Linked DNA regions of Homo sapiens: region 1 is linked to region 2. Evidence: chromatin loops called from intact Hi-C (ENCODE). Cell type or tissue: heart right ventricle. All regions are shown on one strand. Links, peaks and the distances in the headings refer to the core of each region. The heading gives the core; the rest is flanking DNA.

Region 1 (17,156 bases), core at 3,340-11,339, 320 kb after region 2:
AACCTGCATTTTTAATCTCCAAAGAAAGAGAGGGGTAAAAAACCAAAAAAATAATGGTTGAACAGTTTTCAAATTTGATGGAAATGATAAAGCTTTAGGCTCAAGAAGTTCAATGAAGCACAAGAAACCTGGAGAAAACTATACCATTCAACTTAAAGCAAGCAACAAAGAGAAAATATGACAAGCAGCTAGAGGAATAAAGAAACACTGTGTGCAAAAAACAAGCAAGAATAACAACAGACTTCTTGACTGGAATAATGAGGGCTAGAAGCCAGTGGAGCATCATCTTGAAGGCACTGAAAAAGAGAACTGCCATACTAAAATGCAAAAATATCTTTTAAAAACCAAGGCAAACACTTTTTGAGACAAATAAAAACTAAAAGAATTCATTACTAGCATACCTGCAGTATAAGAAATGTTAAAGGAAGTCTTTAGCAATAAGAAAAATGTTACTAGACAGAAATACTTATCTACATAAAGGAAGCAAGCATATTAGAAATTAGTATCTAATCTCTTTAAAAGGTAATTGAATTTTGAAAGGAAATGAAATGTTTTGTGAAGTTTATAACATACTTATAATTAAAATGTATAATAACAAGAGTCCAAATGTCAGAAAAGAAGAAGCAGATTCTTATAAAGTTTTTATATTGTATATAAAGTAGTATCACATAGCTTGAAGGTAGATTGTGTGTGGTAAGTTAGAGATGTATATTATAAACCCAAAGAAAGCACTAAAGTAACTTAACTATGAGATATATTTAGTAAGCTAATGAGAGGATAAAATTGGATTATAAATACCATTCAATTAATCCAAAAGAAGGCGCAGAAAGGATGTGAAAGGAAACAACATACAGGTGAAACAAATATAAAACGATTCAATGGAATCCTTGCTTTGTTACTTTATAGCATTTTTCCTTAGAGATTAAGACTTCAAACTAGTAGAACTCAAAATATACCTGGCATAGGAAGCAAAAATTCCTCCAGTTAAGTTTTCAAGTGTGATAGTAAGAGTGGCCATTTCTACTTCAACTCCTTGGTAATTTGGAACTCATGTATTCTGACTACGTGAGAAAGAGCATCATGTAATGGTCTCTAATTCAGGACATATACTGCATCCTTTGAGGCAGAACCCCATATTTTAAGGATGCTGTATCCCTGTAACTAAGTTTTCAATAAGACTTCCATCTGTCAATTAGGTCACGTGCTCTGAAGTTCTTGGACACTGGTGGGATTTCTGGAAACTGCCTCTAGGGAACTGATTCTGCTAAATTCTCTGGAAGACAGGAGAATTCACTTGGGAGCCACCGGTGTGGGTATTACTGAAACTCTCTTGGGATGGACACCACTTGGTGTCCCACATGCTAGTTGAGCACCATGGAGCAAGAAAAGTGAAAAGCACAATAGAACCAGGAAGAAAAGCCTCTTCCTCCCGCAGTGTCTCTCCAGTGCCTTTTACTGACAAAGCTTAGCATCATTGCCAGCTGACAAGGGAGAAATACTTGCAAGGTCCAACACCAGTGTCACAAGACAGGATAATAAAGGGTATACTGAGAGGCAAGAGGAAATAAAGTGATAAGTGGTACCTGGGCTCACTCCTATTTCTACTTCCTGATTCTCAGATAATGTAATCTATGTACTGGGAACACACCATCATAAAATAATTGTTAATTTAGGGTGTATATATAGTGTATCCTGGAATGTGGTTCCCCATATTCACAGAGAATAATCTCTATGTGGAACATCAGCTATGCCTTAAAAAGGCCATGCCATCGATCTATCAGGATGGCAGGTTCTGGTGACTGCAGATTGTGAGCCCCATCATCATGTTCCCAGTCATATCTCCTTTGCTGTAAAATGTAATCCTTGCTAAATCAAACAGTGAGTCCTCAGATAGTGGTAGTGGTTTAGGTCTTGAGTACGTAAACAGCAAACCTGTAATTATTGATAGAAGATGTGTTGTTTCTGACCAAGATGAGTAAGTGCTCCTTCCAGGATGGAAGTTGCCACTTGATGACTTGTTTGTCTCCTTGAGAGATGGGATCCCAGAGTAGTCTTTGTTGGGGAATGTTGAATACCCAGCAGTGGAAGTAGCTGTGTCAGCCTTGGTGAGTGGGAACCCAAACTATCAGGCTCATGGCCACCTCTATCCTTGACACCCTGGCTGCTCTGTTTATGCACCCACTATGCCAGCATTAAGATAACCAATAATCCCAGTACTTTGGGAGGCCAAGGCGGGTGGATCACCTGAGGTCAGGAGTTCAAGACCAGCCTGACCAATGTGGTGAAGCCCCATCTGTATTAAAAATACCAAAAAATTAGCCAGGTGTCTTGGTGTGTGCCTGTAGTCCCAGCTACTTGGGAGGCTGAAACAGGAGGATTGCTTGAACCCAGGAGACCGAGGTTGCAGTGAGCCAAGATCATGCCACTGCACTCTAGCCTTTTCTTTCCAGAAAAGAAACTGGACTGTATCAACGGACCAGTTGATCCTGTCTGCTTGGTAATTTTGCTCATCTTCCATAGTTGATATTATTTGGTGTGTGAAAATGCGCAACACAAAGATTTTCAACTTTGTGCCTCAGTCTGTTCTAATTTATTTTCCCCAAATTAATTTATTCCTAATCTCTCATTTTTGCCACTTCCCATGAGAGCATATGTATTCTTACCCTGGCTAGCTTATATTTCCACACAATGTGTATGACCAGGGACATTATCCAAAATTCTGACTATTGGGAGGGTTTCCCCACACTGTTAGCTTTTGAGGACACTCTGAATTAAGGCTGTACCTCACACCCTAAGGATATCCATTTATTAATCAAGCTTGGCCTTTTTTGGATCCTCAGTTATAGTTATATTTCTGAGCTGATGGAGTAGAAATTGTACAATAATAGCAAAGGGCATGGGAGTGCATTGCTCATTCTGCTTATTTGTACCCTCTGGCCTGCTCATACCTGATCCTGATGGTACCACTTTAGACTTATGATAGACTGCTGTGGGTCTTCCCAGCTTACGATCTGGTGGATTTGACAGGATCCAGATTATGATGAGTAGGTCTGGACACATGGTCACTTGATGTCAAATATTATTATTCTGTGAAATTACTGTACATTTTAAATATAATTGCACAAAAATATTTCAGGCAATGTCAGAAGTAAAAATCACTATTTCTAGAAGGGCTCAGATAACCATATGGCAACATGCACAACAATAGCCAAATTCTATAAAGTCAGGTGAGCAATAAAAGGGTTGGAACTAAAGAAGTAGCAGAAAAGATCAAAAGAAGGGAATAATTAAGACATATCTAAAAGTATCAACAGTATCGGGAAGAAAACATGAAGTTCACATGATACCCCAATGCTTCTAGAAAAGTCACAAATGAGTAAACAAGGAATATTATAACTGATATGTGTGATTCAGATAAAGACTAGGGTGGTACATGAAAAATGGCTTAAGTCAAGGGTGTAATTGAGACTAGATCAACTTTACAATGTCCTTTCTCAAATTCTCAGTACCTGAAAATATTGGATCTATCCTGAGGTCACAAAGCCAAAGTAATAGAAAGGTTACATAAATCTTTGTGTAAGTTTAGCATATAATTAGTATTTGCTTGAGACTTTTGCCAAGTGATACTGTTTCTCTGTATCTATTGTCCACATGTACTAAGTAAAGATAAAATTAGTAACTCATTTCATGCTGCTGCTTTGAAAATCAGGATTCTTATATAGGTACCCTTGGGCAAAGCACTTGGGTTTATTCAAATACTTCTTGGTGCTTAAAGCAAAATAAAAACACAGAAAACACCTAAAGTGTTTTTGTGACTATTCTGGTTATTCATTGTTACATAATAAACCATCTTAAAACTTAGTGGGTTAAAATGACCATTTATTATTATTGGTCATGTTTCCATAGGCTGACTGGAATCAGCAGGGTGCTTCTCATTTGGGTCTTTCTTTAATGCAGTAATTATTGATTACAGATACAGATATCTGGGACTGCAGTCCCCTGAAAGCTAGACTAGGCTGGATGTCCAGAAAGGCTCACTCATATGGCTCTCAACTTCTGCTAGATGTCTCTTGGGAGCTTAGCTGGAGCTGTTGACCAAAGTCCCTAGACACAGTCTACAGTCTGTATGTGATCTGAGCTTCTAAGAGCATAGCTGATGGGTTCCCAGGGGGAGTTTACCAAAAGCAAGTGTTTCCAGTGTCAGGAAGCTGATGCTGCAGGCTTTTTAAGGGCTATATAGAACTTCAGTGTGTCATTTTACCCAATTCTATTGGCCAAAGGAATTATAGGGCCTGCCCAGGGGGCTGGAGAAGTAAACTTCACCTTTGACAGGGAATGTCAAGGTCATGTCCTTGAACCACAAGTGAAGAGTAGATATTGTGAAGTCACCTTTGGAATACAATCAGCTGTAATGATTTAATTCAATAAATTCTGTGACAAATAGTGCTTCCTCTAAAATGAGCTTATTTCATGCAGGGAGCAAGATTTATGACATTTTTAACCTGTTTGTGAGGAGAAAGACTTTTCTAGTATGACTTTTGACAATGTGTCACTGGTTTATCAAATTAATTGGCAGTTCATGGGAAACACTGCTGTCTAAGAAGTCAATAAACTATAATTTTCTTTAAAACCAGTTTATTGATTGCCATTTCAGTAAGAACTCCTTGTTTAGATCTCGTGCAATGTTCTCTGAAAGAAGCTAATGGCTGAAATGACTATAAGAGGCATTGAGAGTTTGTTATATGGGTTGATGATTTGTTACATGGATTGAGAAAATCACTGTATGAATAGAGAATGGAACAGATTCCCCTTCTTAGAGAAAGCAGATAAATCACTAAAAAAGTAGAATTTTATGGGTGTAAATTAAGGTTTTACAGTCATTTCAAATTGGATTTGAATTCTAGCTGTGTGTGCCCCAAGAAACAGTTCCCTTTTTGAAAAATTTAGATAATACCTACCTTAATGAATTCTGGCAAGCAATAAATGAATGCATTTTTCTTGGTTACCACTTTCATTATAACATTTTTAAAATTATGTTTTCTATCATCTTTAGTGAGAAAATAATCACATACACAGTGCACCATTTTTTCTATTCGCTGTACATTTTTAGGGCTGTTTCTATATTAGCAGCATTTTTGTGGTTTAATATAGAATAGACATATTTCCAAAAAGTGTAAAGCTGGAGAGTAACATCAATGTATTTCTCCAATTTGAACTAATATACCTATATGAAAACAAGTCTTATTTTGTATTGATTTTTATCCTTTTACTTTCCAATATCATAATACTTCTTACAGAAGTACTCCCAAGAGCTTTGTAGAAATGAAACATTAAATAAATATTTATAAATTTAATAACTTTTTAATACTAATAATATTCATCATCATTAAATTGTACTTTTTAAGTTACCATTTACGTGCTTCTATTAAGGGAGCAGAATTATGCTGCTATAAGAGGCAATAAACACAAATCATTCTAATATCCCTAATAATTATCAGCATTAATTTCATCTGTGTCATCAGATTACTTTAATGGTTTGCAGTTGCTGATTGTGTCACTCCTGTTCCGCTGTCAGTCCTCAGTATCATCAGTCAGGTATTTGACCTTACACTCAGACCAGAAATAGCACTTGCTAAAATTGTGAATGGCATATCTTAGTGCTAATGATGATTTTATGGCTTTTGGAGGGTAGCTAAATTTCAGTTCTTGTTACTGATTGAACTTATCACTTGTTGGTCTGATAAATTATATTTGGGGTTGGAATATAAACTAAGGGCTGTATTTATTTGACTACTAGTAACTTCTCTTTTAGCACATTGCAGATTAAGATTTAAGACACTATGGACTATTAAAAGGGGAAGGAAAGGAGGGGGTTACAGGTTGAAAAAGTACCTATTGGATAGTATGCTCACTACCTGGGTGCAATATACTATGTAACAAAACTGCACATGTATCCCTGTATATAAAATAAAAGTTGCAATTTTTAATAAAATTGAGAAAGTAATACCCTAGGAAAACTTTATACAAAATTTATGAGATGACATTCAACAGTAGTATATATACAGGCCTACACTCAGATTCAAACCGAATCATAAAGAACTGGATAAGAGAGATCCTGGTTAAGATCACCTCATATGAAGAAGCTGCTTAAAAACTCAATAAAAGCCAAGAAAAGAAAACCATGATGTAGATTGCATTAGTCCATTCTCTCATTGCTATGAATAAATACCTGAGACTGGATAATTTATAAAGAAAAGAAGTTTAATTGGCTCACAGTTCCAAAGGCTGTACAGGAAGCATAATGCTGGCATCTGCTCAGCTTCTAGGGAGACCTCAAGAAACTTACAGTCATGGCAGAAGGCAAAGAGAAAGCATAGACACCACATGGCTAGAATAGGAGCAAGGTGCAGGGAGGTGCTACCCACTTTTAAATGAACAGATGTCACAAGAACTCACTCACTATCATGAGGACAGCACCAAGGGGATAGTGCTAAATCATTCATGAGGGATCTTCTCCCATGATCCCATCACCTCCCACCAGGCCTGACCTCCAACACTGGGGATTACAATTCAACCTGAGATTTGAACGGGGACACAGATTCAAACCATCTCATAGATATATTAAACACTGAAATCTTAGGCTGCATAAAAAAGCATAGTATCTTTATTTATTGTGGTACAAGCCACTGTACCTTGTTTCCATAGTTTTTAAAAAGTTAAGACATGTAGCACAAAACATTACAGCAATATCATGAACACAGATACACAGGCTTATGAAAATGAAAAAGAAGTGGCATGATAAAATAAAGCAGTAATAACAGGGATTTTTTTTTCTAACCATAATAGATTAGTTGATATCTGACCTGCCATCCAGTGGCAAGTAACTATATGTTTATGTGTGTGTGTATGTGTGTGTGTGTGTGTGTGTGTGTGTACAACTGAAGTCATTGATCAGCAATCAATACTAAGATCCTCAAAAGAAGTGATGATACATCAGGTTAGCCTACATTCATTCTTGCTTTCTCATTCAGGACATTTTTCAAAACTATGATGCAAGAAAGAAAACATCAGTCCTTCTAGGTTGAGAAAACAAAGACTAAAGTTTGGGTTGCCAGGGCAGTTGGAAATGAAGGGCACGTTGTTAGAGAGGAGGGACCCACAGAAAAGACCTGAGTGTGTGCAAAAAAATTTACTTCAATGCACAGGGAAAGACTTTGGAACACTGAGCAAGGAAGAGCCACCAGGAGCCCAGAGAGATGAGCATAGATTTCAGAAATCTCCGCATGATGGAGACTTACTGGAATTCAGGTATAGCTATAAGGAGAGACCCTGATGAATATCTTGGGCTTTCTGTTGAGACTAATGGAGTAGGCCATGCCCTGGAGTAAGAATCATGATTTAAGGCTAAGGACAAAGCTAAATTAGACATAACAAGCTTAGGTCCAAGCCCCCAACAGGATTGCTAGTAATTTAACTTTCTTTTAGAACAAAACTTAAAATCCTTTAGAATAGATTCGTATAATCTAGGTGCTCTATAACATATCACAATAAAAATTATTTTTAGATAAAAATAATTAGACACAAAAGAGGCATAAAATGGCACCAATAATTAAGAGAAAAAATCAACAGACTGAAACTCAGAGATTATTCAGAATTAACAAAGATTTAAAAATAGTTATAATCAATATGCTAATCAAAAAGAAGAAAAATAAAAAAGGTGAAAATTTTCAAATAGAACCAGATTTTGTAAAACAGAATTAAATGGACATTTTGGAATTGCAACATACAATATCTGAAATTAAGAACTTTTTGAACGTTTGTAATAGAAAACTGAACAGCAGAAAATATCAATTTTTGAACTTGAGACAGGTGAATAGAAAATAACCCAACTAAACAACAGTAATAATAATAATAGTAATGAGCAGAATGTAAGAGATATATGAGAACCCATCGCAAGAAATGTGTCACCTTTCCATGTGAGTGTTCTATTGAACACTGCTCTTTTGAAAAACAACTGCAAGGTAATAGAGGTAAGATTCGATTGAAGAATAAATAACTATAATGTGGTAGCAACAGAGGCTTCAGGCAGTCCCAGAGTGTGCTCTGAAGCTGAGTTGGCTCTTCAGGGATGCCCATACTTGAGGCAGGGGGCTGGGCTTCTGTTTTCCAAAATTAACCGGGTATTAGATGCACTTGTTGCTGGGAAGAAAATATAAATGTCAAAGAGGTAGTTGCCTTTAACTGAGGGCAAAAATATAAGGAGACACTCAGGTGTAAACAATGAGCGACCATTCCCTACAGACACAAAAATGACTGCCTTTTCCTGAAAAGCGTATCACACCCCAACACACGATGATAGCAGCAATTAAAAGGCCCAACATGTGTGTAACTGGAGCCTCCCAAAAAAAGGAGAGATTGAGTAAAAGCAACATTTGAAGAACTAATGTCTGAAAATTTCCAAAATCTGATAAGAACAACATACAAATTCAAGAAGCTCAGCAAATTCCAAACAAAAAAGTAATATATCATAGTTTAATAGCTAAAAATTAATACAAATAGAAAATATTAAAAATGGCCATGAAGGGGGAAAGCCTTATGGTGGTAAAATTAGAGAGAAGAACATGAATAATGGAATGATCCAGTGCTTGGGACATTTTTTCATGTTTCAGTCACCATACTATGGAAAGGATATTAACAAATTAGAAAACAACAAAAAGAGATGAACAAGATGGTGTGGTCATCCAAAAACCATGCTACAGTTTAGAAAGACCCAGCTGCAGATGACAGGCTTTAGAATAATATCTATTTCCAATAGTCAGTATCCTGGAACATACACTAATATTATTTTGTGAAGTTTGGAAGAGCAGAAATAAAACCAGTGGGAGGAAGCTTTCAGCAAATATAAGTAAAATATTTGTAAACTAATAATGGAACTAGTTTCCTTGTGGAGAAGTCAGCATGCTGTTATAAGAAGTATCCGGAGAGCAGTTAGCCATTCATCTGCCCAGGATCATAGAAAATTCTCAAATTATGTGTGATGGAAAGAAATGTCCTCTAAAGTCAATTGCAATCCTAAAGGTCTAAGTCAAAATTTGTTTTGTTCTTTTTCTACTCGAATAAATGTTCAAAACTTAAGCCATTGCATGTCATTCATGAGGTGTAGGTCATAATAAATAGATATATTTTGAAGTACTTTGTATAGAACTAAAATTTGATACATTATTAAACAATCTTAAAGAGACACAGTCTGTCCACATACGCACTGAAATGTGTGTTTGAGTGAGCAAATCTTTGGTTTGGGGAGGAATTTTTCCACAATTCTTTAATATGTACACCCCATATCTAGTACATATGGCAAAAGGGAAAGCTAGAAGCTGACTGGCAAGAGCTCCTAAAAACATTAATATTGCCTTTAGCAATTAGTTTGTGTCTTAAGCCATTCGTGCTGCCATAACAAAATACCATAAACTTGGTAGCTTATAAACAGAAATTTAGTTCTCACAGTTCTGCAGCAGAGAGAAGACAGGGCAATTTTGGTGAGAGGAACACAAGAAAGGATGGGGAAAGCATAAGGCATTCTTGGAGGATGGGAAGTAGAAACATTTTCTCTTGGATAACCCAATTGCTGAAAGTCATAAATGTACATTCCGCCAGTGTCAAGACATCTTGGTCTAAGAGCATTATTACTGGCTTAATCCAACATCTAATTATGCAAGATTTACTTTCTTTGTATAATGACAGCTTCTTATTTTTTATTAATCCAAAAGAGGAAGTACACCTGAGTTTGTCTTCAGGCAAAAATGAGGCAATGTTTCTTAGCTATTACCTTGAGTGGAGCAGGTGATATAGTGTCCTTTGAGCTCCCTTTCCTATATAATCTAAAAGCGAATCTTTACTCTTATAGACTACTAGAGTGCTGCCAAAATGTTATTTTGTTCATCTCTTCTTAACAAAGTAAGACCATGGCTGATCTAACCTCTAGACTCTTTAACCATGAGGGGGAAAATTTCACTTGGCTAAGAATTCAATTCTTCGACATTTCTCCTAAATTCAAGAATTAGCTTCACAGTTACTTTTTGATGTGGTGAACGTGGACACCTTTGTTTTGAGTCTGGACTTTTCTCCCCATGGATTATTATCAGACTATATTTTTAAAGTGTTGCGTTCCCTGCAGAAGGCATGATATCCTCGGTTTTCCTAATAATTACTTTTATTTTTATTGTTGTTCAATTTTAATATTTTATCATCCCATCCAAGCAATCCTGTCTTCCATGTATGATTACCTCTCTATCCCCCAATAATTTTTTTTCTAATAAAAAAAGCGAAGCAACACAGCGATTAGAAAGAAACAGTCTCAGTGAGTTATAGATTTCACTTTAACCTTAAGAACAAGCCTGAAAATTGTTCTCCAAATGGATAAATTGAGTCCCAAAATAGTAACACACTTGTGCTGACAGATGGAAGAATGTGCATGGCAACTGCGCCTGAAGCACTTCCATCTGTCACCAGGTCTCTGCTGTGTCTATACACTCAAAATTACTCTGTCCGCTCTCAGGCAGTTGTGCAGGTTTTCTTCATTCATTTCACTGTGAAGTGGACTAAACTGCTCACAAGGATCTCTGCAGTAAGAATAATTAAAAATATAACCAGAGAGTCTATCTGTATGGCACCGAAACTTTATCAATTAAAGATATCACCTCTCATGGTTTTCCCCAGATAATACAATTAAGAAAAAAAAAGAAAAAGAAAAAGAAGAGGGTAAGTGGAGTGCAATGGAGCAGGGGAAAAGAAAGGAGAGAGAAAAATCTCCCAGCCAAGCATCAAGAAATACTGCTTTCTTTCCTTCTTTAATAAGAAAAGTCTTTTCATTTTTCATTTTCTTCCTCCTTATACAGTAAAAAATAAATAAGCCATATGAATGTCAAAAATCGAATTCATTGTTCCTATTTGTAAGCAGCATGTAAATATGAGCTTTGAGTCTATAGCCAGGCCACCTGGGTTCACATGCAGGCCCTCTGCTTACCCACACTGGAACCTTCAGCAAATATTTGGACCTTTTTGTCCCTCAATTTTCTCATCTGTAAGATGAAGATGAATCAACATACCTATTCCAATATTAAATCAACAAATATAGATATAAACCTCTTAGAGCAGTGCCTGGCACATGATCAGCTCTCATAAACTTGGCCTGGCCACCTAGCCTGTTGACACCCATGTAAACCTGACCAGGCCCCACCACCTGTTGCGGGACGTCGGGGACCCCGAACGGAGGGACCGGCTGAAGCCATGGCAGAAGAACATAAATTGTGAAGATTTCATGGACATTTATTAGTTCCCCAAATTAATACTTTTATAATTTCTTACGCCTGTCTTTACTGCAATCTCTGAACATAAATTGTGAAGATTTCATGGGCATTTATCCCTTCCCTAATCAATACTCATGATTTCCTATGCCTGTCTTTACTTTAATCTCTTAATCCCATCATCTTCGTAAGCTTAAGATGAATGTCGCCTCAGGACCCTGTCATGATTGCATTAATTGCACAAATTGTTTAAACAATATGAAATCTGGGCACCTTGAAAAAAGAACAGGATAACAGCGATGTTCAGGGAACAAGGGAGATAACCATTAGGTTTGGCGGCCTGAGAGCCAGGCGGAACAGAGCCATATTTCTCTTCTTTCAAAAGCAAGTAGGAGAAATATTGATGAATTCTTTTTCTCAGCAAGGAACAGCCCTGAGAAAGAGAATGCCTGCCTAGGGGTAGGCCTCTAAAATGGCCGCTCTAGGGAGGGCTGGCTTTACGGTTGTAGATAAGGGATGAAATAAGCCCAGGTCTCCCGTAGTGCTCCCAGGCTTATTAGGATGAGGAAATTCCCGCCTAATAAATTTTGGTCAGACTGGTTGTCTGCTCTCAAACCCTGTCTCCTGATAAGATGTTATCAATGACAATGCATGCCCGAAACTTCATTAGCAATTTTAATTTCACCCCGGTCCTGTGATTTCACCTTGCCTCCATTTGCCTTGTGATATTTTATTACCTTGTGAAGCATGTGATCTCTGTGACCCACACCCTATTCGTACACTCCCTCACCTTTTGAAAATCACTAATAAAAACTTGTTGGTTTTGTGGCTTAGGGGGCATCAAGGAACTTGCCAATATGTAATGTCTCACCCAGATATCCAGCTTTAAAATTTCTCTCTTTTGGACTCTTTCCCTTTATTTCTCAGACCAGCTGACACTTAGGGAAAATAGAAAAGAACCCACAAAGAATTATCGGGGGCGGGTTCCCCCGATAACCACCTTGACTGGACATGGCACAGATACACACAGCGGAGGCTTCTGATCACCATGACCCCAGGTGGGCTCCACATAACCACAGTAGAGCATCTACTGCCAGCCAATGCCCTTCTGACTGCAAGCCCAAAGATGGTCCACTCATCATCAGTATCAAGAGGCTTTGTTTTCCTAATATGAGCAGTTTGTGACATTTTGGCTTTAAAAGATCTATTTCACTTCTCCTGTCCTGACCTTCCTCCCCAGAGCCTAGAGTCTGGTTCTAAGCTCAGGAGTAAAACCTTCCCACACAGTGCTCAGTCTCTGGTCACTTGGTGTGTAAATTTCTTTGTATGTATGTGTGTATGTATTTTTATATGTGAAAACTATGTAAAGTTGTGGCTTTTCATATTTGAAGATCTAGGAAAAAAATAGTTTCAATACAATTTAATAGAATTGCAATGAGTTTGTTTGGGTTTGTCATCTGGGAAGCATGAAACCTAATAAGTAGGTGATGAAGGAAATGCCCTGGTGTTTGAACAGTTGTACCACACAGGTTATTCATTCACATATAGTTCAATAAGGGAGGCGGAATGGGAAGCTAGGCCTTGACCAGAGGACCCATTGTTTTTCTGCTTTTCACTTATAAAATTAAACTTCTCAACAAGCCAGTCACAAAGAGGCTTGCTCCCACCATGCATGCCCCCAACCAACAGCACCGAGTCTGCTTCCAGGCAGTGGACGAGCAGGGCTGAGAACTTGCCCCAGGCTAGCCAGCATCCCAGCTGTGAAAGCGAGTGGGGCTTTGTTCTTCCCCACCTGTGGAGTCTGCACACTGGATTCACACCCTCCCCTAAGTTCTGGCCAAGAGACTTCTTGTTCAGTTAAAATTGTTACAAAGTTCAGCTGGAGGTTTCCTTCACCCTGTGATCTTTTCCCAGTACCTCTTGCAGCCTTCTGCAAGGACCCTTGAGGGGCAAGGCAAAAATGGCTTCCTAGGAGACCCAGAGAAACCACAGGTCTTTTCCTGCTGCTTCTTCTACCCCTGTATTTCCCTCGTCTGTCTAAACTGACTCAGTTCCAGGTAAGTTCAGAATCTTCTCCTGTGATCTAGACTTTCAGGTTCTCCAGTGAGGGTATGTGTTTGGGGGTGGATGATCTCCCTTTCCACTTCCACAGTTTGGGCTCACAGTATTTGGGGTATCTCCTGGGTCCTGCAAGAGCAATCCACTTCCTTCAGAGGGTCCATGGCTTCTCTTGGCTTTTCTGATTTATTCCTGCAGTAGTTCTGGAGCAAAAGTTCATGATGCAAGACTCCACACACTGCTCTGTCCATCTGAGTGGGAGCTGCAATCTAGTCCTACCTTCCATCTGCCATGATCTTCTTGATTTGAGGCTTTCATGATTCTTAATTCTCTTAATAATAAATCCATGAAACATTCAAAACATTGGACTTACATTTGTATAGTAAGTACTGTGTCCCCAAACAGTTAAGACTACATTGACAGGAACTTGATAAAAATAGATTAATGGTGACTTTACAAAAAGTGTGTTGGGTTTGTTAGGGAGAAAAAAAGAAAGAGTGCTATGATAACCAATACTTTCACCTTCTGTCTTTGTCTCTTCCAGGTTCTCATGCTTTCTGAGTACCATCATTCAATTCAGGAGTTTGAGTACCCATCACCATCCAGACTGAGACACCAGAGATGGGGTCAGAATGGCTGAGAAGTATGTGCTACCTTTTGTGATAAAATAACAACTGTGAAAAGAAAAACACACAATAATTCCTTTCTCTTCTTACTCATTCTTTCTGTTTTCTTAGTTTTTTTGAAGAATGTTAAATCAATAGAGCCCAAATGCCTTGAAATCACCCAAACAAGGAAACCAAGAAATAGAAAACCTAGAGGATCTTAGCTGTGGCTATGAATTGATCTTTCTGGTTATAAAGATTAAAAAAACTATCTGCAGCAAGCAGGAAATTCCTAGATGCTGCCTGCAGGCAGGTGAGCAGTCTACACTGACCCTAAGAGTAGGAGAAAGACATAAAACTCTTTTAGTTGTGCAGAATGAGGGGTAATAAGATTGAGAGCCTTCTTAATTATAAAATTCAGTGATCTTGTAATCCATCCATCTGGCTTAAAAATGGCGAGGGTAGAACCAAGTCAATAAGCACTGGGCAAGTCTCTCTCCAAGAAGCCCTGCTCCACCTTCCTCTGGTTTCTTCCCATCTACACCCCTGGCCTTCTTTATAAGCCATGATCTCCCCAGTCCCCAGCCCCAATCCCCGCTCTTGCCTGGGTCTGAGGCAACATCTGGCACAGCTCAGCACAAGTAAGAAGCGGTTGTATTTAAGCATCCCATCCCCTCTCAGAAAACCTCAATTTTCTAGTCTCATGTACACTGATAACATATTTTTGCATAGGTTTATTATGTAGCATAATGCCCAGCACATTCTAAGACTATATAATAAATACTTATTGAATGTACAAATAAATGGATTGACAAATTTGAGCATCTTGCAAATATTTGACTTTACATTTCAACATACATTTTCGTATTCATTTTTGATTCTTACACATGGAAAAATCTCCATATATGTTAAAGTGCTTTGATAAACTTGCCCATGCAACATTAGTCCATTTAAAATGTAATTGGTAGTAATACTGTTTAAATATTAGCTTCTGTTTGGAAATACAATAATTCAACATAAGAAATAAAACATCTAGGACAACAAATAAGTAAATTAAAAAGTGAGTATATCTAAATTATTTAAGTGATGATTAAATATCCCATATTCCTTTGATAATTTAAACTGAGCCTCATTTTATTTTTCTCAATACTATTTTTCTAAGACTTATTTTAATTCATTGTGACTTTAAACAGAGTAAAATCAATGCTGAGTAGGATACTAATTTCCTGAAACATAAAGTCTGTAAAGACTTTACTGTACTTAAAAAAAGTTAACTGTCAGAACTTTTTATATTATAAAATTTGGCCATTGTTTTCCATATATGTTGCAATTGTTTTGTACATTTATAATTTGTTGTTTGACCTTTTAAATACTCATCCTGAACATTTAGAATGTTTTATTTTTCAAGATTCAGACTTATAAACATGTTTTTGTGTGGCTTGTCATTTTAGTGATGTAATCAACCTAAAATTTGAAAAACAATTTCTCATCTTTTCTTCTAGTATATTTTGTATTTAAGAAAACATTTTAAAAATAAATTTGATTTATTTATAATACATGTTGGATTTAATTCAGGCAAATATTTTAAGAAAAACATTTCTTCTGATTTCTTCCAATGCATATTGGATTTTTTTTGTATTTTGATTTTGATCCACCTGAAATTTCTTTAAATTAGTCAAATGCCATGAGAATTTTTCTTATTTTCTTTCTAAATAGCTAGCCAGTTATATCAATATCATTAATTGATTAAATCCATGTTTTTACCAACTATTTAAAATGCCAAAGTTATTATAAATATTCATAAACATTTCAAGAGTATTTATTCGGTTCTGTTGGTTTGCTTCTCTTTTTTCCTCCCAAGTGTTTTAATTAATGTAAAATTTTGATACACTTTAATATCTTGTCAAACCTGCCATTACCTGCTCCTATTACCCCTCTTTTTCAGACTGATCCTGATATTTTTGCATAATTCTTTTTCCAAATAATGTTCAGCTTCAATTTTCTTAATTGTAGTAAAGAGTTGGCAAAATAATTCATAAAAATTGGTAACAACGTTACATATTGGGGAAGTATTTCAACAATCAATTGTGCCATAGAAAGTTCCTCCTTCCCTCCAGGCAGGAAACAACTGTGACTGTCATAATTCATGTACAGGGATCTTCTTTCTTCACATTTGACTTGGATTTTATTGAACCAGCTACACTTTGTCACTTGATTTCCTTTAAGAACAACAATATGCCTTTGTCAAGAGGCTATCTGGAGCTTCTCCGGGAAGATACTTGAGGTATTGGAATGGATCATAACTAAGGGCCACTGAGGGATTAGCTCATCCTTGGCTAGCAGTGACTATTTTCTCGCCACCTGCACTAACCAGCCATTGGTGTCTTATATACAATTTTCTTCCTATTCTTTTCATACCACCTAGAAATTTCTAACAGGAATGGATACTGAATTCCTTTGATCCATATTCATGTTTATTTAGAAATGTGAGGTTCAATCGATTCAATGGGATACAGTGAAATATTTTAATTTTAACAGTAAAGAGGCTTTCAAATGAATGTTAACCTTCTGAAGTATGTGTTGCTATACACCTGACTTAGATACAAGAACATATAAACATATAAAGATGTGGATTTTCTATAAATTTTACTTCAGGAGAGCGGGGGAGGAATCACCAAACATGTAGTTTAAAAGGAAGGGTGTGTGATAGGGATGAATTTACTGCCTGGCCCCTCACTCCCAGACCCTTGCTTCTGTACAGAGCTGAGACCATCGTCCTCAGGCGTTGCAGTTCGGAACGAGTGCCTCCATAACCCCTTATATTTGAAATCTGTGTTGGCATCTTCCTAAGTCTTGAAAAAAGATACATTCTCTGCTTTATGATAAATAATATGGTCAACCAGCAATCTTTCTTTAGCCCAGAGTCACACCTCCAGATTGGAAAAATACTAAAGAAAAACAAAGATAGAGTCCTTGCTGGTGAGAAACTGATCCGCTCTTTGTTCCTCTTTGAGAAGACTAGAACCCTGTACTCAGTCTTTTTTTTGCTCTTATTTTTTCTCAGTCCCCACAACACTCTGTTTATTCCTTCCACTCACAGGAACCCATGACATTGAGTGTCTCTCCCATTCCTTTGACATTTGTCCTCAGTCTTTTGAAACCGCTGGCATTATCAACTTTCAGTGTTATT
Region 2 (17,156 bases), core at 5,971-13,970:
ACATAGGTGTTTACAGCTATAAATTTCCCTGTATGGAATGCTCTAACTGCATCCGATGTATTTTCATGTAGTGTTTTCAATTCCATTCATCTCAAAGTGTCTTCTAATCTCTCTCATCATTTTTTCTTTGACTCATTGTTTATTTAGGAGTAACTTGTTTAATTTCTACATGTTTGTAGATCTCCATAATTCTCTTTTGTTATTTCTAATTTCATTGTTTTGTTATTGAATTATGCCTTTTGTGTCTTTGCAATCCTTTTAAATTTATTAAAGCTTATTTTATTGATTAGTATTTAATCTGTCTTCAAAAATGTTCCTTGTACTATTGAGAAGAATGTGGACTCAGTTGCTTTGAGTGGAGTGTATTAGAAATGCATGCTAGGTCTAGTTTGTTGTTAATATAATGTTACTCATGTCTTCTAAAACTTTGCAAACCTTCGTCTACTTGTTCTATTCATCATTGAAATTGTGGTATTGAAGTCCCCAACTTATATGCTTGAATTACATATTTCTTCCTTAAATTCTATGAGTTTTTGCTTTGGGTATTTTGAGCTCGTGTTTAGGTGTGTATATGTTTATAACTGATATATTAATAATATCTTCCTGATTGATTGACTTTTTATCATTATAAAATGTCTCTTTCACTCTCACTAGTAACTTTTTGTTGTTGCTTTCAAGTTTGTCTGGTATTAGTATTGTCACTCCAGTTCTTTTACGGGTACTGTTTATATATTTTTTCATCCTTTTTCCTAGCCAAGATTATGACCAAAATTCAATAGTCCAAGTGAACATATCCCATCTTCCATGAATCTGTAGAGAAAAAAGGTTTGGAATCAATAAGTTTGCGTAACACTTGGTTTATCCTGTTAATTTACCTTGAGTAACAATGTTGGAGATGTACTTTGGAAATCTCATTTTAGCAATCAAAAATCTTTCAAGTTAACCAGGAGAGGAAGAGTCATTAGAAGAAGATGAAAGAGACAAAAAGAGTATGGCAGTAAGTGGCTCCTGGCTTTCAGGATTTTTGATTTAAAAGTTTTGATGAAAGTTGTCTATGCCCAGCAGTCCGCTGCTTGACTTGAATTTCTAGAAATTTTTTTTCTCCTTCATGATGCTTTCTGCTTCTGGAGAGCCCAAAAGATTTAATTTTAGATTATCCATTGGCACAGAAGCCTAGGAAGTTTTCATAAGATGTCTTCATTAGGGAAAAGTAGTGTGAAAGGTCTATTTCCTGGAGTTTTACTGCAGTATTTGTGTTTAAAAAGTCACGAATACTCTTTCAACAAGTCATATGATAAAGGCACTTCCAACAAGGTTTTAAAAAAGGCTTACATTCGTGGCATTTAGAGTAAAGTCTCTGGGCTAAAGGCTATGCAGTTGTCCCTGTGACTTGTCTTTAATTGGGATAAATATTATAAAGGTTTGATGCAGCATACCAGCTTATTACCAATCTGTCCAGGAAAGCCACTTGGACAGGTTGGTGATAAGCTGCTATGCTGCATCAAACCTTCATAATATTTATCCCCATTAGCCTAAAAAAACAGTCAATGTCAAGGGAAAGAGCTAACATCTCTAGACACTCACGGTATGTCGTGACCCTCTCATCTGGGGGCTGTCTCTGACTTCATATTAAAGTGAGCCTAAAGGATAGGAGAGCTAAGAATAAAATTCCAAAATATTTGAAACTAAATAACACATTACTAAATAGCCTAAGGATCAAAGAAAACAAGGAAATTAAACTACAATAATGATAGAATTTAAAATAAAAATAACGTATCAAAAACATTATGCCAATAAATTTAGCAACTTCAATGAAATGGCCAAATTCCTCGAAAAACACAAATTACCAAAACTGATGGAAGAGGAAATAGAAAATGGGAATATTCCAATATCTTTAAGAAATTGAATCTGTAATCAACAACCTCCCCTAAGATGTCTTTACCCGGGAATTCTACCAAACATTTAGGCAAGTAATAACAGCAATCTTACATCTTACATAAAAGAGAAAAAAAAATCATATATCATCAAAATTTTAAAGTCTGCTTTCAAAAGGCAGAAATAGGAGAATGAATAGACAAACTATAGGCTGCGAAATAGTATTGAATATAATCTTTTGCAAAAAAGTGTACTTATCAAAGAATACATATAAGATATATGTCTAGGATATCTTACATATATACACACGTGTGTATGTGCGTGTGTGCATGCGTGCGTGCACATATCTTACAAATCACTGGCATCCTGAATGCGTAAAAAAACTCCTGCAAATGTTTGATAGAATTAATCTGGCCTTGGAGTTTTTCTTGTGGCCAGCTTTTTGGCAGTTTCTCAAAAAGTTGAATATGTGTTTATCATATGACTCAGAAATTCCACTTCCATGTATTTATCTGAGAAAAGTAAAAATACATAGCCACAAAAATTTTACAAGAGTGTTCAAAGCAGCCTTATTTTTCACAATAGCTCCAAATTGGAAATGATCCAAATATCCAGAAAGAGAAAATATATAAACAAATGGCAGCCTATCTATAGAATGGAATAGTACTCAGCAATAAAAAAGAATAAGTTAGTAACATATGGGACAACAAGGATAAATTACAAAAACATCTTACTGAGCCAAAGAACCCAGACACATTAGAATAAATAGGACATAGTTCCATTTATTTGATGTTTGGGAACAGACAAGCTACCCTCCAATGCTGGAAAAGAGTACAGTAATATCCCACAGCAAGGAAGGGGTAGAATGGAACTTTCTGGGTTCCATTAACAGGGGTAAAATGGAACTTTCTGGGTTTATAGAAATGCCCATTATCTTGTTTTGGCTGGTAGTTACATGTTTTGATACAATTATCAAAACTTATCTAACTAAACACTTAAGAAGAATTAATTTTATTGGATGCAAATTAAACATCAAGAAAGAATCATAATTTCCCTTTGGTATAAAATCCCTTCTTTTTCATCAACAAACCACTTCCTCTTCCCCTCTTCTCTAATGAAATTACATAATTTAAAAAAAAAATTCTATTAGCCAACCATGATATAATCCATTTTCAGAATACGGAGTTGACATATTTCTATATCTATATGGTAATTAATAGGTTTTAAGGACTTAATAATTATACTCTCTTCATACAATGAGACATAAAATGTTAGTGGTCCTGCATTAATACCCACTTCGAAGGCCACCTTTCAGCTTTCTATGGGGTAAAGCCCAGTGAGATTTTTTTTGCGGAGGGTCACTCTTCGAAGTTGCACATCAAAACCTCGACCAGAAGATTGGCAGGAGTATCACATGGCAGGCTCTGTCCACTAACATATCCACTTAAGTTTCTAGTTAGAACCTATGTTTGAGGTGGGCAATTCAGGTTCTGGAAGGCCAGAATCAGTGGGCTTTTAAATGCGAACTGTAGAAACAAAAGTGTAGTGTTATAAACATTATGAGAAAATTAATGTTTCTTCTCATGTGTTTCCTTTCATCCTTTCCCTACTGGAAATATTATCATCAAACCTCAAGGTGGAGCTATCATCACATAGTTCTCACTGGCTTTTCTGTCAGTGCAAGCAACAAAAAAAAACATCGCAGTTTGCAGGTGTGTTTCTTCTTTGGTTCCTTCCCCTAAATATACTTATTATTTTATACACTCCATAGAGCAAAAGTCAACAATTCACACAAAACACATTTTGTATTATGACCAGGTAATCATTTTTCTCTTTCCTCATAAGTAAACTTTATAAAATAACATATTTGCTATGTGTGAGGAACTTTCACAATATCTATACTCCTTGAGGTCGTTTATTTAAATGCTGACATAAAACATTAAATTGTTTTCAGAGTCCGTTAGTTTATTTCAACCCACAGTTTTAAAAACATATGCTAAGGATGTGCTACTCAATACGACACACAGTAGTCAAACATGGCTACGTATATTTAAATTAAAAGTAATTAAATTAAAGATTCAGTTCTGTAGTTGTGTTATGTGCATTCAAGTACTCCATAGCTACATGTTGGTGCCCGTATTGGGTAGCATAGATATATTTCTATCATCACAATAATTTTTATTAGAGAATGCTTCTCTAAGGTAACTATAATTCTCATTTTTAAAGAAAAAGAACATATTGATATAATAATATTTTAAGCAGAAGCAGTTCCTGATTAGAGAACCATCCCTTAATTTCTTGCACTTACTTAGTACTGTAACAGTAAATATTTTTGCTGACTTGTAAGGTGGTCTTTGTATTTAAAGTTTCCTTGTTATTTTTTAGGTTTAATTATACACCCAAATGTAACTAAGTGAGCATTCTGAGCACCAGAAGTCAAACCCCATGGTCAGATAAACCTTTCTCTGTGATTCCACAGGGCAGCATTTATGGGCTCAGTACATACTGTTAACGATAGAGCAAAATTGGCTTACATGCAGTAGTAATTCTTAAGGGTTAAGCCCCAACACATGTTTGTTTAAAAAGAAAACGTAGTGTGACCTAGGGAATCTACTTTTTTTAAAGCTCAAAATAATTCTTATCTGCCCTACAGTTTAAACACCACTGATAGGATTTATTTATATGTCAGAGTATAAGAAAGTAATTTTAAAACTAAAAAGTTTTGTGCAGCTATTCATGTCAGAAAGGAATGCTTACCCTCTATTTCTCATGTTTTCTTCAAGGGGAGGAAAATTCTAGTTCCTTAGAGGGTAATGAATGGGAGAAACACCTCTGTTCTCTTTCATTTCACTCCCTTTCCATTTCTCCCCATGGAATGAGAAATGACTTTTCTGGTTGGTGACACCAGAGAAAAGAGTCAGCTTACATGCCCCAGCCCCTTTGAGATTCTCTGTCATACTGTGAGAGGCTGGTCTCTAAGGACACAGACCTTATCTGCTAATCAGTCCATCATATCTGGACATGTCAGGAAACTCAACTGTGACCAATGTTCAAGACACATTCTCCAATTCAGCTTGATCAGCAACAGTGATGATAATTTGCTTCTCATCCATTTGATTCAACACTCAAGAGCTTGACCCTCTCAAGCCCTAACATGTAATGGTGTAATAGCCAGGAGCCAAACCCAGATCAGTTGTTTGGAAGGCAGTATGCTCAGCTCCGTACTTCATCTGTTTGACATCTATCTGTCCCCATGCACACACGTACACCACCACCACCACACTCACACACCACTGTTTTCTACACACGATGTAAGGAAACTTCATTGCTTCCTTCCTTTCTCTCCTTGAATTGGAGAAATGCACTTGAGGGATGGATGTGTGCTGCTTCCGGTAAAGGAAATATGCTTTGGAGTGTGGAATGACTATGGGATGGGGAGTTGGGACGAGAAGGCCTCCCCAGAGAGACCCTTGGACAGGCCCTCAGTTCACTCAACTTGGAAAGAATTGTCTCCCATCAACTTTCAAGTGATAGAGTGGGCTTGTCATGTTGCTTTTCAGTGTTTTACCTATTCCTTTGTAGAAGAATACGTAGAAATAGTAAAAGAATGCAGGAGAACCCTACTGGTCAGTAGCTTGATATACCCACCTGTTGGCTTGGAATCCTCTGTGACCAAATGGCATCCAAAGAAACTGCGGTTATGGTTCTTTGTTTAAATGTCTGTTCATCTTATAAGGTGTGTATTTATTTTTGGGAGCAAGATGGGGTAGATACAGAGAGGTGAGAATGAACCATATTGGTTTGGAAAAACTAAGAACACCAGTAAAGAGTAAAAAAAAAAAAAAAAAGAAAGCACTGATGTGTTATTTTTAATCACACACAATAATTATGTCGAACAACATCAGGATTTAAGATAATAGGTGTCAACATTTTCAAGATAATAGCCAACTATTCAGCCTCAACTTCTGAATCCTGGGAGATGAAATGTCTGGATGCTTCTGTCAGTTATGAAGTGGTGGTAATGAGTCACAATAAGGCAAATAGTAAAATAAGGAGGAAATCCCATGGCCAGGATGTGATGGACAAAGGAGAAAAGGGGGAGGACATAAGCAAGGAGAGAGAGCAAGGGAGGGTGTAGAGAAGAGTATTAACTCTGCATATTGTGTATTAACTACACCTTCCTTGTGGAATCCAGTCTTATTCTGATTGCAACATGTTTAAGTGTGTGTTTGCGGGGAATGGACATGAATGAATGCCCAAATTCCTTCCCACTGGTGGGGTACATGCGAGCATACCTGAGCCAGTGAGCATGAAGCTCATGTGAAAGACTTTCAAAGGACTCTCACCATTCATGAGACTGCATGTTGCCACTGTATGGTACCACTTTCAGGAATGAATTTCAGTTTTAAGTAAACTAAACCTCTTGTTTAAAGGAACACATCTGCAGTAGAGAAATAAGATTAAGCCAGCAACATTGACCTCTATTCTGAAACCAAAACAGTTGAAGAAATTTATAAATAAATTATCCAGAAGAGGATGGATGGGATGGTGAGGGAATTCAAAATCATGTTCTCTGAAGACCTTTTTTTAATTCTTAAGGGATGTGGAGGTATTTTCCCTTAAGAGAAGGATCATGGGAGATAGAAGTTTTGCCTTCAAATATTTGAAAAACTGTCATGTGGAAAGACTAGATTAGTCATCTGTGGTCCTGGCAGGTGAACTAATACCTGTTGTGGGAGTTATGAGGAAGTAAACTTTGGTTCAGTATCAGGAGAGGTTTTCTGACAGCTAGTTTTCGACTCTTTGGAGCAGCATTTGTCATTGGTGAAAATCTTCTAAGCTTTTACATTCGGCCTTTATCATTTCACCTCTTAGCTCTTCCTACAGACTGCTTATGGCATTGGTCAAAATAAGAGCCTATTCCCAGAGCAGCATGAGTTTCTAACTTTGCATAGAACACCACACAAATAAATACTATGTACTTAATCAATCACATGGAAAACTGATGCCAAGTATTTTTTTTATCACGAAGACAAGAGTCTTATGCCAACCTGGTAGACTTCTAGTATGCAGCTGAAAAATGCAGAGTTTTTTAGAAGGTCAAAGTCTCCTTTCTTGGACTCTTCCTCCTGGAGTAGCATTCCTTGTACCTGAGTCCTTAAACCACTTTTCAGTTCAAAACCCGAATCTAGGACAGCATTTTAATAAAAGGTTAACATTGAGTAGTTGTTAAAACCGCATGGTTAAAGTTCTTCCTGAGAGTAAAAATGTACTTTCAAATGTTAATTAATTCAACATCTTATGAATCCTGACAGAACAAAATAGCCAGCACGGAAAGAGCCATCACCACCCTCCACCTGAAAAGTTTTCCTGTGGGAAATGCTAAAAAGGATTCATATTATAGCTGTCAGTCCTTTCAGTTTTGCTTGTGTTTTGGCATTATTCACTATGTGTATATTTTTAACAGCAGCCCAATAGCCCAACACAAGAGAGTCTGAATGCTTTCCATAACAGCACCGACAAGCCGATGGCCCAGAAAGTAAACACAATGCTTCTCACCTCTTGTGCCCTTTAGTTTATCAAGGTTTATCACATGAGAGCCAAAGACCTTGGAGGAAGGCCCTTGCATTCTTTGCCTTTTCAGCAAGAAAAGTCATAGTCTGTAGAAGCAGCGAACTTTACAGAGCTTATCTGATTTTTGGCTCAGGGACTCATTATAAAAAAAAAGAAGGACATCGATCAATCCATTTTGAATAGGTCAATATGGAACACTGACAAGAAAGAAATGTTGGGTAATAAATTAATTGAAAGCTCCAAGTAGGGAATTATATAACACAGAGGTAAACATATAGTTTTATGTCATAGCTACATGACATATACAAGTTGAAAATGCAATTTACACGTGTGTTTTATTTAGTAGCCTAACAAATGAAGCAATTTTGCACCTAATTTTAAAAAATGCCACAAGTAATCTTGGTTGTTTTTTTTCCTCACTTTTAAATCCCAATACATTCATCAACACTCTTTTTGTCAACCCTACCAGACCCCACTCACACCTAAAATCTCAAATAATATCCAACTCGAAGAGATTTTATAAGGATTAGATGAGGCAAAGGTATAAAACATATATTCAAGTTGGATTAGCACCTAACACATAGTAGCTATGCAATAATTGTACATTTTTTAAAAGTATCTAATGCCAAATAAAAGAGGTGTCCAATGTCAAAATAAATCCATATAAGGCCACATGGATAGAAAATAATATTTTCCATTTAAAAATGTCTTTGTAGTTGGGCTTCTGAAAAACAGACTCAAAGTTTTTTGTTTGCACTATATAAATCCAAAGTCTGCTATAGTTTCATGATTTATGATAATAATTTTCTCTGTTATTATATAATGCCTCATTATATAATGACCTCATAATTCAACAATATTATATCAATTACTTTTTTAAAAATCTCCCATTGAAAAACTATGAGGCTAAAATTCAGGGATGGCTCAAATGTGATGAATGTGGGTGGGCACAGTTTTTAGTTACCTCTAATACAATCCTGAGACATTTTGTTCTAAAACCTGTTTGAATTCTATATTAAAGTAATTCTTTTTCATTTCCACTATCATAGATTTCAAAAATTTATAAAGGAGTTAAAAATTGCCTTTTCTGATTTTAAAACATCATGAATATCTAACTCATGAATATCTAATAAAATTATAGCCCAAAAAATCTAATAAATACAGAATAGGGCATTTTAAAAGTAGGTTCCAACCACTGAAATGAATCAATATTAAAATAGGGTTCTGCCATGACTCAAAACAAGGCAGCTCTAAGGGAAACCATGGGATACACATAAGTTCTATTTATTATCTTTCTGATCTGTGCCTTTCTCCCATTCAGAGGACCTCTCCTCATTCCAGGTTCTCAGGTGCTTATACTCTATCTTTCCAGCCACCATATCTGTTCTCAGTGAAGGATCAGCATTCCTTTCTACTGATACGCACATTTCAGTTTAGAAGTGTATCTAAGGATCAGTAGTAAATTCCTTTCTACTGATATGCACATTTCAGTTTAGAAGTACATCTGGTAGTGGTTAATTGCTCTGAATTATAAAAAGTTTAGTTTCAAATCCTGGAAATTCCACTTATTATCCGTTTTACTTGTGTCTTTTCTGGTTATTGAAAGAATGCACAGGACTCTTCAATATATATTCACACAAGACTCACTTGTAATACCAGGCATATTGTTTCATTACGTGTTATTGAAATTGTGCAAACGACTCTTTATCCTTTGTCAGCCCTGCAATATGGTAAGTGGGCACTTTGTGAGTGATGAAGCAGATGATAAATTCACTGTATACTTGCTTTGGACAACAAAATATTATATACATCCTGGCATGTGCAGGAAAATGAATTTCTTAATCAGATGATATCTAACCTGGAGGTTCAAAAGGAACGATATTTTCTGCTTTAGTTTGATCATGTTTAAAACATTTGTCACCATTAGAGGGGATGCAAATCTAAATTCAGAATAAATATCTATCCCAGTAAAAACCCATCTGCACCCCTCCACAGGCATAAAGCCAATGTAATTCACTTACTACCTAGGCGCAGGTCTGGATTCTCTGGGTATGCAAGCCCACATCACATCACCCTTCAGTCTTTGATGTCACTCCGTGATCCTTTCCGAAGAATGGATGATGGCACCCACTTGTTGGTTCCAGTTCTCCTTCAAATTTGGGAAGGTTTTTCTGACAAGCATAACATATTATCTTCTTTAACTCTCCTTTTGCATGTTCATAATGCTTTTCAAAACATAGTACATCACATGAGGTTTTCTTATTATCTAATTATATAAGGCTTTTTTTCAGAACGTATTACTAGTCCTTTGGCTATGTCCCAGTAATCAGCATAATTCTTAACTACATCTTCCTCTTCAGGCTCTCCTCTTCCTCTTCTTCCTCCTCCTCCTCCTTCTCCTTCTGTTTCTTCTTCTTCTCACTATCTAGTTCTTCCAATACCCTTAGTGTTCTTAGTACCTCATACTGCTTAAATTTATCTTTTCCTTTTTCAGTCAGAATATAGCCATAAATCAGTTGTAATACAGCTGACTTCCAACTAAAATGTTGACCCTCTATCCATGAGCTACCATCAGAAAACCATGCTAACTCTTTTTTTTCATCCTCCAGTAATTGGCCAAATGTGGGTTCCCACTCACTTGTAGGATTAGGTAAATCAGAAGGATTAAAGGCATCCCTTAAAAGCACAGTTACTATTCATGTATGCAATGGATATCTCATATGGTTACCTCTGTTACATGGTCCATATTTTACTCTTCCCATTTAATGAAGAAAAACCTTTGTTTTTAACTTTTTTTTTCTAAGTTCAGGGGTACATGTGAAGGTTTGTTATATAGATAAACTTGTGTTGTGGGGGTTTGTTGTACAGATTATTTCATCGCCCAGGTATTAAGCCTAGTATCTATTAGTTATTGTTCCTGATCCTCTCCCTCTTCCCACCTGCCACCCTTTGATAGGTCTCAGTGTGTATTGTCCATGTGTTCTTATCATTTTGCTCCCACTTACAAGTGAGAACATGTGGTATTTTGTTTTCTATTCCTGCATTAGTTTGCTAAGGATAATGACCTCCAGCTCCATCAATGTTCCTGCGAAGGACATGATCTCAGTCTTCTTTATAGCTGCATATTATTCCATTGGCATATATGTACCACATTGTCTTTATCCCATCTATCACTGCTGAGCATTTAGGTTGATTCCATATCTTTGCTGTTGTGTATAGTGCTGCAATGAACATACATGTGCATGTGTCTTTATAATAGAATGATTTACATTCCTTTGGGTATATTTACATTCCTTTGCCTACTTTGTAATGGGGTTGTTCATTTTTTTTCTTGTAAATTTGTTTAAGTTCCTTATAGATGCTGAATTTTTGTCCTTTGTTAGATACATAGTTTGCAAAAATTTCCCGTTTTTTAGGTGGTCTGTTCACTCTGTTGGTAGTTTTCTTTGCTGTGCAGAAGCTGTTTGTTTTAATTAGATCCCATTTGTCAATTTCTGCTTAGGTTGCAATTGCTTTTGGCATCTGATCATGAAATCTTTGCCCATTCCTATGTCCAGAATGGTATTGTCTGGTTTGTCTTCCAGGGTTTTTATAGTTTTGGGTTTTACATTTAAGTCTTGAATCCATCTTGAGTTAATTTTTGTATACGATATAAGGAAGGGGTCCAGTTTTAGTCTTCTGCATATGGCTAGTCAGTTCTCCCAGCACCATGTATTAAATACGGAAACCTATCCCCATTGCTTGTTTTTGTCAAGGTTTGTCAAAGATCAGATAGTTGTAGGTGTGCAGGCTTATTTCTGAGTTCTCTGTCCTGTACATGGGAAAAAAACTTTTTTATTGCTCTATTAGTCTGTTCTCACACTGCTAATAAAGACATACCTGAGATAGGGTAATTTATAAAGGAAAGAGGTTTAACGGACTTGCAGTTCCACATGGCTGGGGAGGCCTGACAATCATGGCAGAGGGTGAAGAGGAAGCAAGATATGTCTTACATAGTTGCTGGCAAGAGTACATGTGCAGGGGAACTCTCATTTATAAAGCCATCATATCTTACAAGATTTATTCACTATCACAAAAAAAGCATGGGAAAGACCCACCCCCATGATTCAATTACCTCCCAACGGGTCCCTTCCAGTACATGTGGGAAATATGGGAGCTACAATTCAAAATAAGATTTGGGTAGTGACAAGAGCCAAACTGTATCAATTGCCCTCAATATTTAAAGCTTCAAAAATTTTTTTGCTTATGTAGTAAATGCAATTTCAGTCAATAATAAGCCAAAACTATCTCTTGAAGAGAATATAACTGGTAGACGTTTTAGGCACCTTAATAGTTTAAAATCCCAGTGGTCACTGACAGGTGATACATGCCAGTGAGCAGTAAGTGCCAACACTGTTAATGTCATCTGAGCATGGGTATTTTAAGCCCTCAATGTGCTTGAGTGAGCAATGACTTTTCAGAGTTCCAATAAAGACTGTTGCTATTCAGAACGCTATGTAATTCATTTTTTTTTTTTTCTGTGTGACTTTCTAAATAGAGGCTAGCAGAATCCTTAAATGTCAGAAATTTTAGTATGGCAGCTAAACTCTTATTTGAATTTTTGACCTAGCAAGTAAAACAATTTAATTTTGTTTGTTTTGATGGAAGTCACTAGTGGCTCCAGTCAAGCTATTCTTAGGAATTTCTTCTTTGTGCTGACACTTGTAGTTTTTATTTTTTATTTTTTAGGAGGATTCTTCATTCACCCCCAATGATAGTTATATAATTATACAGAACAGTTGTTCAGTTTTAGATTGATTTTAGATCCAAACATTATATCACATATTGATTATATCATCAATATAATGATTGACAGTGCTTTTCAATTGCATTGAATCTAAGTCTTCTCACTAAACTGTACACTAAGCAAAAAATTCTAAATATCCTTGTGGAATAATAGTAAACGTGGTGTTCATCCTACTTAAGGGAAACTGGTGCTGACTTTTCTCCAAAATAGTAATTGTAAAGAAAGAATTAGCTGAATAGATCACTTTCTTTAGCTTGTTATATGGTTTGAATTGTTAATTCCCATCTGGCACAGCAGATGCTATCGAAGGCACCACTTTGTAGAAGCCTATATAATACACTGTTAACCTCTAAGACCCACCAGTTTTCTTCCAGTTTTCATGTGAGAATACTAAACACAGACTTTGTAGACACTAGTTCAACTGCACTTCATATATCTGCAATTAGGACTGAAATCTCTTGCTAATCCCAGATGTTTCAAATGAACCAGTTGAGTTCTTTTAGGTAGTTCTCTTCTAGCATGTGCGATTAAAAACCGGAACAAAAACCAGATTTACCCACATTCATTTTCATAACAGCTTGGATAAGGGAAGAAATCTCATTCAAATTTTACATCCATACAAATAAGATATTCAGCAAGTGGTGATGCAACTGTCACACATAACTTCTTTTCACAAATTTTCATATAGGCTCATAACTTTGCTTTTAAATTTTTTACAGTAATACTGCTATAATTCCATGACATAATCATATTGATATTTAATTTTTATTAAATGGTTTATTCATCATAGTACCTTGTGCACCATTGTTTAACAAACACAATAAAGTTCTTCCATCAGCTTTAGACAATTTAACCCCCACAAATGTGAAGGCCCTAAGTTCCCAGTGGGGGATTTTGCCAAGACCTTGGTCATGGCCCCTCAGAACTGAAGCCTTTTTCTTCACTTTATACCATCTGGTTTTAAAGGAATTGTGGATTTATTTGCACATTTCCTTCAGATTTCTTTGATTCATTAAGGCTAGGATAAATTGGGTTGCTATGCCATAGCTCCTTTAATGTCTGAGGAGTTCGCCCAGTCTGGGACCGTCGTTCATCAATGACCTTAGAAGGCAGCCTATTCATATTCCCCCTTTTCATTGTCTTTATTAACCATCTAAAGACTTCACTTTTCCTAATATATTATTTACCTTTCAAATATGTTATTTCCTTTCTTCTGAATAACTTGAGTCTTTTGCACATGGGTCAGTCCTGCACTAAACTGCAGTTTAGTAACTGCAGTTACAAACAATACCATGACGTGCTCCTTCATGTAGTTTCCCTTTCATAACAAGGTTACATTTGAAGCTCACATCATACGAGAGGAGTTCCCATTGTTATAACAATATTAACCAATTCAATGTGGCTTATAGTCTCAACATATTAACATCCTCAGTGGAGTATTCCATTTTGAAATCAAAATGGAATAGGATGAGGAAAATTTCTTTTCATGCTTAAGAACTCTTGAATTTCTTCTTTAATCCAGATTAACAAATTAGGGGTAAGATTAGGAGAATTTGCATACACAAGCATAATGGTAACGACAGATACTAACAGAGGGTCTTATAGATTCAATTGTTGTGTATCAAGTTCTTGAATTCATCAAGGCCATGATCATTTGGAACCAAATGTCGCATCCTACCCATTGTGTCCAGAGGCAATAAAATTGCAAACTTTGTTACTACATAAAAGCTATTGTCATTAAGGTCCCTTTGGGTGCTGCTTGTATTTGCCCATGAAATTAGTCAATTTCCTGATAAGATATCTCCTAGTTTCGGTAGTTTCCTGCTTGGAAATTTCAATTCTACAATTATTTCAGAATGATGGGTTAAATAAGTGCTTGCCACCTTTCTACCTTTCATTGGGATCATTTCTCCATTCCTAGACACGCAATAATCAGTTGCAACTTTATCCTGCACTTCTAATTTCTCTGGAAGTGGTTTTATATTTACTGTCTTGTTCCTTATCCATTTAGCTATCCCCTGGCTCTGGATCTATTACCTCTAAATTCAATTGAAAAATCTTTACAGTGAATGATCTCAGAGCTTGTTTAATCTCAGACTGGGACTGGCTCAGCAGTCAGCTTTGTAACCAAAGATTTCTTATTCTCCTTTTCTCGTCTTCTTTCCTCCTGAGCAAAGTTGTAGTCATTTCACTTGAATTAGGGGGACCTTTCAATGTCAACTGTATCAATTATGATTTTCTGGAATATTAAAAAGACTCATACGACTCCACAAAGTATACTTAAATAATGCTTTATTAAAGGTAAAGGATGATCAGCAGGAGAAAGCGATCACAAGCAATCCCTAGGGAAGTCCAAGACATCTAGGTACAGCTTCCAAATGTCTTCATTAGTCACACAGAATATGCTTTGACAATGAATAGTGAGCCACGGCACACACAAAATGCCTTGGTCTCAGGAAAGCAAGTTTCATCCAGGGAGAGGTTTTACACCTTTTGGGTCATGTAGCCAAAACAAGTCTACATGATCAAGTTCAGTAACAGAAATTAAGATTACATACATAACAGAAAGCAAGCACAAACTATTAATCTGTACATTTCATATAAACAAGACTGAACAGCTTGTACATGCCTGGACAGAAGAGAAGTTCAGAACCCTAGTGTGGAAACACAGTCACTCTATGGCTCCAGGCATACCCTGGAGATAAACGTAGGATAGAAAGAGACTAGCTGAGATTAACAGTGTAATTACACAGTAGCTTCGTGACCAATGGCAAATTTTTAAAGTTTATTATGATTTAATTTATATATATATAGATTAATAAAAATAATATCTAAAATAATAGTATCATGTTATACTTAAGTGCAATATGGCATGTAAATTGCAGAGTTTAGTGTCATCAAATAGTAAGCAAATTTTAAAAATAGAACCAGTGCTCCAATATATATTGTGTATTTGCCATGATCAAAGCAGTATCTTAGGCTGACGATGTCACACACCATAATTTGTCACAGTGACTCATCAAAGCTCATAATGAAAACATCTGTGAGTAAAATCAGAAAGGAAATATACAAGTTTAGCAAAATTTATCTATCTGTTCTCCCCAACTCATCCTTTTTCCCTTCCTTTTTTCTCCTAATTTTAATTTCATTCATTTGCTGAATTTAATTTAATTTCCTGTGTACACAGAACTCAGCTTGCCATAGAGCTGGAACTCTGTAGAGGGAAAAACTGTGGTTATATCAGCTCTCTGTTAAAAACAAGAGATTTAGATAAAAATATAAATACATAGTTTTTATTAAGAAATAAGAGACAATAATGCCTGCTTTCAAAAGGTAATCAGATTTAATTTTGTATGATGTACATGGGCAGCGATAATTTCTAGCACCCATCCCATTCATTTGCTTATTAATCATGATTTGTGTTGAATTATATGCATGGCCAACTAGCATTGACTGTAAAATAATGTATGAGTGCAGTCCCTGCTACTTCTTCCATCTTTCAGATGGTGCCATTACCCTCCCTTATTGGTGTGCACTTATATTTAGGGGGAAATCTTGCAAAAAGAGTGGCTTGGCTGACTTTGTGGTCAACCCCTTCAAGTAAAATAGGAATGAATTGGGCTGGTGTTTTTTCTATGCCCAGCACTGATGTGTGCCAAGCATAGCAGACCAAGTGCACATATGCAATATAATCAAGTTAAAACTGTACTGGATTCAAACATTTAGAGCAATTTTATTGAAAAAGTTATTTCTATGAACCCCTTTTATCAAATGAAACTTTACATGGAACCTCTACATGTAAAATATATACAGATGGAAATGCTCTTTTTAACTCGGGAGGATGACTTGAGTATTGACTTCTCAAAGCCCAACCTTATCCAGGGCTTTAGTTTAGAAAAGTTAACTATAGCTACTCTGTGGGGTCATATTCTCAAAGAAAAATAGTAACAATAACAAAAACATATGACTTTAATTCCTATTCCATAATATCAGAATCATAGAACTGGAAGGAAACTTGCCAGTCATAGTCTCGTCTCGAGGTCACAAACTCACACATCTTTAGCATCGCAGGTGTAATATAAACACATCCTACTGTGACATGGCAGGAAGTGGAGAAATCTGAGTCCTAATTGGTGAGCACACTCCCTGACTGAAACCATCCCAATTCATTTTTGTTGACACACAAACAAAACCTCTGTGTCCCTTATCTAGTGGCCAGTTTGACCCCAGATTTTGCTCTATCACTGCATTTTGAGAACCAGGAAATCGAAACCTAGAAAGATTAAGTCTTATGTTTAACATCTCTCATTTCCAAGGCCACATTCAACTCATTATCTCATGACTGGAGAAAGGAATCTCAAACTATTTGTGAAGAATAATTATTTGAAAAACATATTTTATATTTTTGAACAATATTTTCCAATTTTAATCAGTTGCAGTTCAGACTTTGTAAAATAAAGGAAAAATAAATTAATTTTTAATTGAAATAATAAAAGATCTACAATATGGAAGCCCCAATTTGAAAAAAAAATTATTTAAGCCAATGCATATAAAATCTCTGCAGATTATTTTGGAAGTTCCTAAATGCTTACTGTTATTGTACTTACCTCCTTAGTGTACTGGAAGAAATAAACAAAAACTGGTGCAGGTCTATGGGCCACACTTTAAGTAGCACTGCTACAGGGACTCTGGGTTTAATCATAGGGTTAATTTAGGACTCCTATGCTGGCCTTTGCCTTTGCTTGTCTAGGAGAGCTCATAATCAACTATGTTCTTTAAATAATGATCACTGACCTTCATTTTTATCTGTAAGTCTCTGTGGTGGTACCATGGCTGCTTAATGAACAAATTTTGTAAGAAAGTCAGCCATAGGCTTCTATCTTTAGAGCATTTATAAATAGCCAACAGATATAAGGTAGAC

Evidence for each region. Peaks named below come from ENCODE experiments on the same cell type or tissue, not always from the same donor. Only the 100,000 strongest peaks of a DNase experiment are listed, where the experiment ranks them.
Region 1: a loop joins it to region 2, with 7 times the contacts of the local background. A loop is called at or near these places in 10 of 110 quality-filtered maps.

What each region holds. Positions count from the first base shown.
Region 1 is chr2:228,322,819-228,339,974 of GRCh38, reverse strand. No RefSeq gene overlaps it. Among named protein-coding and RNA genes, the nearest start is that of SPHKAP, 150 kb to the right of the region's middle. In heart right ventricle, for the core only: no CTCF peak of the experiment used is centred there; no DNase peak of the experiment used is centred there; H3K27ac peaks cover 3,567 bases.
Region 2 is chr2:228,644,350-228,661,505 of GRCh38, reverse strand. No RefSeq gene overlaps it. Among named protein-coding and RNA genes, the nearest start is that of LINC01807, 42 kb to the right of the region's middle. RefSeq lists an enhancer at 9,276-9,445. In heart right ventricle, for the core only: no CTCF peak of the experiment used is centred there; no DNase peak of the experiment used is centred there; H3K27ac peaks cover 2,986 bases.